Regions from separate parts of the Homo sapiens genome. Here region 1 is linked to region 2. The links are chromatin contacts, found by Hi-C or POLR2A ChIA-PET in ENCODE. All regions are on one chromosome and are shown on one strand. The core of a region is the stretch at or near the end of the contact, and the rest is flanking DNA. Distances in the headings are between cores, read along the strand shown.

Evidence for each region. Hi-C counts contacts between places; a loop is a spot of excess contacts on that map. ChIA-PET counts read pairs that join two places held with the same protein, here RNA polymerase II (POLR2A). Pooled maps may share reads with other maps.
Region 1: a loop to region 2 is called in a map of PC-3, with 7 times the contacts of the local background. The contact joins two enhancer-like sites. A Hi-C loop is called at or near these places in 2 of 168 maps with a recorded cell type or tissue (PC-3 and mammary epithelial cell) and 1 of 50 pooled maps. POLR2A ChIA-PET finds 5 or more read pairs at or near these places in 1 of 52 experiments (activated CD4-positive, alpha-beta T cell).

The regions. Positions count from the first base shown.
Region 1 is chr11:93,946,121-93,950,409 of GRCh38, reverse strand. It overlaps the pseudogene LOC101060084. Among named protein-coding and RNA genes, the nearest start is that of HEPHL1, 73 kb to the left of the region's middle. Within about 2 kb of position 2,054, at least 2 of the 41 ENCODE cell types and tissues checked have a DNase peak (open chromatin) inside an H3K27ac peak, as active enhancers do; they include PC-3, where a contact is called at or near this core.
Region 2 is chr11:93,984,933-93,988,972 of GRCh38, reverse strand. No RefSeq gene overlaps it. Among named protein-coding and RNA genes, the nearest start is that of HEPHL1, 34 kb to the left of the region's middle. Within about 2 kb of position 2,197, at least 5 of the 41 ENCODE cell types and tissues checked have a DNase peak (open chromatin) inside an H3K27ac peak, as active enhancers do; they include PC-3, where a contact is called at or near this core.

The sequences.
Region 1 (4,289 bases), core at 805-3,304, 38 kb after region 2:
ATGCCGTTGATGCTGTTTTAACCCCATTTTAGGCGTAAAGAATCTGAGGTGCAGAAACATTTAGGAAACTTATCTATTTAACAGAACTTCTTAGCGAGAGAGCTGGAATCAAGACCTGGGTCTGTGGGACTTCAGAGTCATTGCTCTTTACCACCCCCACTTGTATCACATGCCTTTCTATCTCCTCCTATGCCCTGTTGAGTGGCTATGTCTGTATTCACAATGCCTTGCTGAGATGTTGTGCTATTAGAGGGAAAGATGTCTGTTCAGCCCTCTCTCTGATGGACACATAATAGGTCTGCTGTCTCTATGAAGGTGAGAGCAATAAAGACCCATAGATCTGTAACCCCCTGTACTAGACTAGTGCTTTTCTGATGCTTGTAAGTGGCAGCTCCCTCCCTTTACTGTCTTTGTTACAGTAACAAATAATAATAGAGCCCTATGAAATATGGCCTGAAATCATATTTGAATTTTCAAATAACTATTTGGAAGTTCTCTAATATAGAGCCCTATGAAATATGGCCTGAAAACCTATTCCATGTTCTGAATTTTCTCCCTTGTACTAGCAGGGACAACTATTCAACCAACCCACCTGGGCAGTCACCAAGAGTCTGTGCATATCATTCTCTGGAATGCGGTCTTACTTTCCATCCTCCTGAGGACTGGTGCTGTGGAAGCTGTGCTTTGCCTTAGCCAAGTTGTCAGTGGACTCTGCAGCCACTGCAGACTCTTCTGTGGTACATGCATCTAAAAAGGACACATCGGTGCTTCTCGGGAATTTCCTATCATTTCCCCTTGCCCTATCCCTTGCTGTCTCTCTGCTGCCCTAACTCCACACTCCCAGAGGTAAGCCAGTAACTGTGAAATGTCTTTTGAAATGGAGAATTTCACTGGCCACTTTTGGCTTAATTGGGTAAACTTAATAGCTTATGGCCAGCCTGAAGAAATTATTGACAGATGCGAAACAGTTTCCCATGGTTCAGAATAACTGGATTTAGTAAATGTCAATTTCCAGAGTTCTTAGAAGCTGAGAAAAAAATCAACTTTCTTACCAGGGCTGATTTTTATAAAGGTCAACAGCTTTTCAACTTCATCTTCTTTGTTAGACTCAAGATCATCATTCCCCCCAAATGATCTCTAAACATGACATAAGAAGTCATTGGCTTTATGATAATTAAAATAATAATTATGATGATGATAATGATAGACACTCACATTTATTGAGTTGTTACTATACCCCAGGCCCTGTGCTAAACACTTTATCTATAGTATTTCAGTTAATCCTCTGAAGCAAGTAGCATTATATTGCTGTCTCACAGATGAGGAAATTCAGGCTCAGAGAGGCTTAGTTACTTATTCAAAGTCAACAAATCTAAGTCTTGAGCCTGATTCTGGCATTTATATTCTTGACCGCTCTCCAGTGGTTCTCCAAGTTTATTGCTTAGACACTAGTTCTATGAATTGTATTTCAATTCATCCTATGAAACAAGGATGAACTGAAATATAACTGAGACAATGGGTTTCTCAGCTGTAGTGCCCCATTTTTTGTCTACTTGGGTAACAAAGCAGGGACACCTACCTAGTCCAGCAGCCCATCATGCTACTGGGCCTATCATGCTACTGCTCTTTCTTCCACCTGGTACTACTAGAGGAAACCTGTGGAAATGTCACCACGAACTTTAGAAATGTATCTCCCATTTGACAAACAAGAAAAGAAAAACCCAGAGAGACTGAGTGGCTGCCCAAATTCATGTAGCTCTCACTTTAGAGCTGGAAGGCATGTTTAGGATGGCAGCTGATCCTTGAACAACACAGGGATTCAGGCACAAACCTAATAATAGATGTTACTCATTTATCAAAGAAAAAAGGAGGGGAGGCTTTAGCCAAATAAATTTGGGGTCACTGGATTAAAACAAAGTTAATAGGTTTCTCTACTGTGAGAGTTGGGAACTTTTACAAAGCGGGTACATTACTAATCTCCAGGAAAAGAAAAGCAAATACAATTCCCCAGTCTTGTTTAACCACAAAAACCATGTTCTCCTGGGACAGTTTTTATGGGGCTAACATCCCATGGGCACACTTGAGAAATATTGCATGACTCACAGTAATGGGGTAGAACCTACCACATTTAACCCTTAGGAATCCAACAGGCGCTCTCCCTCTCCCTCTCCCTCTCACTCTCCCCACGGTCTCCCTCTCATGCGGAGCCGAAGCTGGACTGTACTGCTGCCATCTCGGCTCACTGCAACCTCCCTGCCTGATTCTCCTGCCTCAGCCTGCCGAGTGCCTGCAATTGCAGGCACGCGCCGCCACGCCTGACTGGTCTTGGTGGAGACGGGGTTTCGCTGTGTTGGCCGGGCCGGTCTCCAGCCCCTAACCGCGAGTGATCTGCCAGCCTTGGCCTCCCGAGGTGCCGGGATTGCAGACGGAGTCTCGTTCACTCAGTGTTCAATGGTGCCCAGGCTGGAGTGCAGTGGCGTGATCTCGGCTCGCTACAACCTACACCTCCCAGCCGCCTGCCTTGGCCTCCCAGGGTGCCGAGATTGCAGCCTCTGCCCGGCCGCCACCCCGTCTGGGAAGTGAGGAGTGTCTCTGCCTGGCCGCCCATCGTCTGGGATGTGAGGAGCCCCTCTGCCTGGCTGCCCAGTCTGGAAAGTGAGGAGCGTCTGCGCCCGGCCGCCATCCCATCTAGGAAGTGAGGAGCGCCTCTTCCCAGCCGCCATCACATCTAGGAAGTGAGGAGCGTCTCTGCCCGGCCGCCCATCGTCTGAGATGTGGGGAGCGCCTCTGCCCCGCCGCCCCATCTGGGATGTGAGGAGCGCCTCTGCCCGGCCGAGACCCCGTCTGGGAGGTGAGGAGCGTCTCTGCCCGGCCGCCACGTCTGAGAAGTGAGGAGACCCTCTGCCTGGCAACCACCCCGTCTGAGAAGTGAGGAGCCCCTCCGCCCGGCAGCTGCCCCGTCTGAGAAGTGAGGAGCCTCTCCGCCCGGCAGCCACCCAATCTGGGAAGTGAGGAGCGTCTCCGCCCGGCAGCCACCCCATCCGGGAGGGAGGTGGGGGGTCAGCCCCCCCGCCCGGCCAGCCGTGCCGTCCGGGAGGGAGGTGGGGGGGTCAGCCCCCCGCCCGGCCAGCCGCCCCGTCCGGGAGGTGAGGGGCGCCTCTGCCCGGCCGCCCCTACTGGGAAGTGAGGAGCCCCTCAGCCTGGCCAGCCACCCCGTCCGGGAGGGAGATGGGGGGGTCAGCCCCCCCACCCGGCCAGCCGCCCCGTCCGGGAGGGAGGTGGGGGGGTCAGCCCCCCGCCTGGCCAGCCGCCCCGTCCGGGAGGGAGGTGGGGGGGTCAGCCCTCCGCCCGGCCAGCCGCCCCGTCTGGGAGGTGAGGGGCGCCTCTGCCCGGCCGCCCCTACTGGGAAGTGAGGAGCCCCTCTGCCCGGCCAGCCGCCCGGTCCGGGAGGGAGGTTGGGGGGTCAGCCCCCCGCCCAGCCAGCCGCCCTGTCCGGGAGGGAGGTGGGGGGGTCAGCCCCCCGCCCGGCCAGCCGCCCCGTCCGGGAGGTGAGGGGCGCCTCTGCCCGGCCGCCCCTACTGGGAAGTGAGGAGCCCCTCTGCCCGGCCAGCCACCCCGTCCGGGAGGGAGGTGGGGGGGTCAGCCCCCTGCCCGGCCAGCCGCCCCGTCCGGGAGGGAGGTGGGGGGGTCAGCCCCCCCGCCCGGCCAGCCGCCCCGTCCGGGAGGTGAGGGGCGCCTCTGCCCCGCCGCCCCTACTGGGAAGTGAGGAGCCCCTCTGCCCGGCCACCACCCCGTCTGGGAGGTGTGCCCAACAGCTCATTGAGAACGGGCCAGGATGACAATGGCGGCTTTGTGGAATAGAAAGGCGGGAAAGGTGGGGAAAAGATTGAGAAATCGGATGGTTGCCGTGTCTGTGTGGAAAGAAGTAGACATGGGAGACTTTTCATTTTGTTCTGCACTAAGAAACATTCTTCTGCCTTGGGATCCTGTTGATCTGTGACCTTACCCCCAACCCTGTGCTCTCTGAAACATGTGCTGTGTCCACTCAGGGTTAAATGGATTAAGGGCGGTGCAAGATGTGCTTTGTTAAACAGATGCTTGAAGGCAGCATGCTCGTTAAGAGTCATCACCAATCCCTAATCTCAAGTAATCAGGGACACAGACACTGCGGAAGGCCGCAGGGTCCTCTGCCTAGGAAAACCAGAGACCTTTGTTGACTTGTTTATCTGCTGACCTTCCCTCCACTGTTGTCCCATGACCCTGCCAAATCCCCCTCTGTGAGAAACACC
Region 2 (4,040 bases), core at 948-3,447:
CTCCCATCCACAAAATGGGGTGGGAGTGATGGGAGGAGTTCTCTTTTGTCTTTTTTCCCACTTTATACAATTTTTATGTTACTGTCTACGGTTCTACCTACATGCTTCTCATCTAGCCATAGTCTACTTAGAGGAGGAATATATTCTTTTTAAAATCCTCTTGGTCATTTTTAAAAATTGTGATAATAACACAACATGAGATCTACTCTCTTAAGTTTGTAAGCACAAAATGCAGTACTATTAACCATAGGCATAATGTTGTAGAGCAGATCTCCAGAACTTATTCAATAATCTTATCTGTTTGAAACCTTATGCCTGCTGTACAGCAACTTCCCGTTTTCCCTTGCCCCCAGCCCCTGGCAACCATCATTCTGCTCTGTGTCTATGAGTCTGACTATTTTGATACCTCATGTAAGTGGGCTTATGTAGTATTTGTCCTTCTGTGAGTGGCTTATTTTATTTCATATAATGTCATTTTACATATAATTCATTTTACAGTTTTCTTACAGTGGCCATGCATAGATTTTTATATTCCCAGGCCAATATTCTCATATAATGAAAGTTATTTCCTGTGATGAAAGTTATTTGCTGGCAAATTTCTATAATTTGGTGTTTGTGAAAATAAAATCCATGGAAAATAATATTAAAATGTTATTAAAGTTCCCTTGAGAAGAGATTTCTTTTTGCCAAATTAAGTGACATCAAAGATTCCTGTTAAGAATACCTTATTGGTATCAGAATAGACATATACATAGAGACAGAAAATATAATAGCTGTTACTAGAGGATACAGATAGGGGAGAGTGAGGAATTATTTTTAAAGAACACAGGGTTTCTATTTGGGATGATAAAAAAAATGTTCTGGAAAAGGATAGTGGTGATTGTTGTACAACATTGTGAATATATTTAATGCCACTGAATTCTGAATTGTACACTTAAAGATGGTTAAAATGGTCAATTTTTATTTTATGAATATTTTATCACAATGAAAAAATTTAATACAAAACTATTCAATTACATTTGAAATTCAAATAAGCAACAAATAATTTTTAGCATAAGAATGTCCCATACAATATTTGGGACATATACTAAAAAATTATTTTTCTGAAATTAACATGTAACTAGGCATCTTGTATTTTATTTGACAACCCTGACAAGAGATGACCAGAGTCTCAACATAGGAAGGGACAAAAAAAAAAAATGAGGATTCCACACACGTATTAGGATTAGAATAGATAGGACTTGGTGACTAGAATGAGCACATGCAGAAGAGGGAAGAAGTAAGAATAGCATTGAGACTTCTGTTTCACAAGGGGTGCCATTGATGGAGATAGAGAGCAACCACAACCATTCAGTCCATTCATTTATTCAACTAATCTGTATACTTTGCCTGGTCTTGATGTAGGGACTGACAAGAACTCAGTGAGTAAGTAAGGAACTTACAGTGCAGTGAGGATGATGAGCAAGTGAGGAGACAGTTGCAATCAGTACAATAAGCTCCATGATGGGGGGAGTACCTACTGCCAGGGGCATATAGGGGAGGCACGGAGAAGGGATCAGATGGTGGCTCACTGGAATCTGGAATGGGGGCGGAACATCATCAGAGGAGCTCTTGGATGAGAACCAAGAACAGTCTTGGCCTCCTTGACAGTCACCAGGGGCGGCCCTGCAGACCATGGGGAATCCTGCTTTATCATTTTCTTCCAAAGACCAATGCCCTTCTACAGAAGGGCTTCACCACTCCTAACCACAGAAGCACCTGTTGTCAGCAAATTCAGATACAATTTGGCAAGCTGGAATGATTACTACGACCTTCCTGGAACAATGATTTTAAAGATTTTTTAAAAAGGAAATAAAATGTATCATTAGGGCTCTTCCCAACCAACCATAGGTTTCCCAGTGCCCAGCATGCTGCAGTTAGCCGAGCCAGGCCTGGGAAACGTGCAGCTTCTAAATCAGGTCAATGTCTGGCTTGGCTTTGGTGCTTGCCAAACTGGCCCCTGCTGTTGCCTCATATACTTTGTACATCCACAAATTATCACTTCATTAGACATATTGTAGCACCACTAAAATTGTGTACACAAAACGCTCCATTAAAGAACTTAGGTTTGTTCAGGAGGAATGAGTCATGAAGATTAAACAAAGGCCATTTCTAAAATCCTGAATTCCCTGGGGCAGCTCAGCAGGAAATTAAATTGCCCTGTTAGTGAGTTGAATTCTTTGTAACTTTCTGAACCTAGAGACATAGCTTCTCATCTCCTTCTGGGTCTTTCTACTGGAGAGGCAGGGTAGATTTCCTGTCAAGTTTGGTGAAGATTTAGTGGTGTCTGGGTAATAAGTCAGCCAAGGTCCTGTGGTGGGGCAAGGTAACCTAAATATATGCTAGACTTTGATTTCAATCCAAGTGAGTGTAACCTTCCTTTATTATTGCATGGGCAGGGGAGGCAAGGAGACAGAGCAAGACAACAAAGGGGCTGCAGACCGATTTTTAGGGCAGCGAGAAGTTCTATATGCTACTATAATGGTGGATACATTATATATTTGTCAAAATCCTCAGAATGTACAACACAAAGAATGCAAATGTAAACTATGGACTTTAGGTAATAATAATGCAGCAATATTGACTCATCATTTGCAACAAATGTGCCACCACTAATGCAAGATGTTAATAATAGGAGAAGCTGAGTAGAGAGTGAAGGAGAATATGGGAACTCTCTATTCTTTCTGCTCAATTTTTCTGTGAACCTAAAACTTCTCCAAAAAATAAAGTCTATTAATGTAAGGGAAAAAGGGGGCTGCAGAGCCCTCACAGGGTAGGAGTGGCATGGAGGCAGGACAGGCAAGAATTGGACAAATTCATAAATGAGTAAGGCTGAAGCAAGCAGGACTGTGAGGTCCATAAGCAGGTTAGGAACTGTTTTATTAATCTCTATGTGTACAGGACATCATAATACATTTGCTGTGTAAATGAATGTTTTAATGAATGAATGAAAGAAACTGATTTTATTATATTTTAAGGCAGTTATCAGCAGGCAAATGAATTAGAAACACAAAGGAATCTTTCTTGAAATATAATGCACACGTGCATACACACACACACACACACACACACACACACACACACAGCTGCCTTACCCCCAACCCCATCCCCTGAATTGACAGCTACAATTTTTAGAGCTCTTCCTTATCTTTCATGTACACAGCCATAGGATAAATGTATTATTGCCCCATGCCACCTGCAGGAGACCCAGGCTAGGAAAGAATCCTATCTTTGCCAAATTAATCTTGCATATAACAAAGTACTGCACACAGGCAGAGAATATGGCTGCCTAGCAGCACAAGAATGGAATTATTTGCTTCGTTGCCCACTGCTTCTTTCTACTCGTACAGAAGCCTTCCTTGAAGTACTTACTGGACTTCATTAAGCGTTCAAAAAGCCTCTAATAAAACACCTGTGTTCTTATTCAAACCCTCTTTTATGCTGTCTACATAGCACCTAAGAGTGATGTATTCATCTGGTGAATTCTGGCTGGTACCTTTCTCCCTGCAAAGAAGGGAGAGAATGAGAGGCCAGCCTGGATTATAAGAAGGAGCAGAGGAGACTAGCAGTGCAAGACTGATCAGAAGTTCATGCCCTAGAAAGTCAGCTTAGAAGGGTGCTGAAGGCCTGGGGTGAGCTTTGGATTCAGGGCCTCACAAGAGAGTTGGCTTTTAGGTTGAGTTTAAAGATAAATAGAACTTTGCATGCAGGGATAGAAGGCAGGAAGAAATTAAAATCAGAATTTTTGACAGTTTCAGAGATGGGCAAGAATTGGCACATTGCCCACAGCCCAAATCTGGCAGCAAGAGATACGCAGTTTGAAGTTACTTAAGCATAGAGCCCAGAGCTTCACTAGCTTTATGCAAAGGGTTGGCCTCAGAGCAGGGCAACTGCCCAGTGAGTTCCATCTCTGAACAGTTTGGGAATTTCTGGCCCAGGTCTCACTCTGGCTAGATGAACTCGGCCAGCCTGCCTGCTTCCTTCTCTTCTTTATTTCTTTT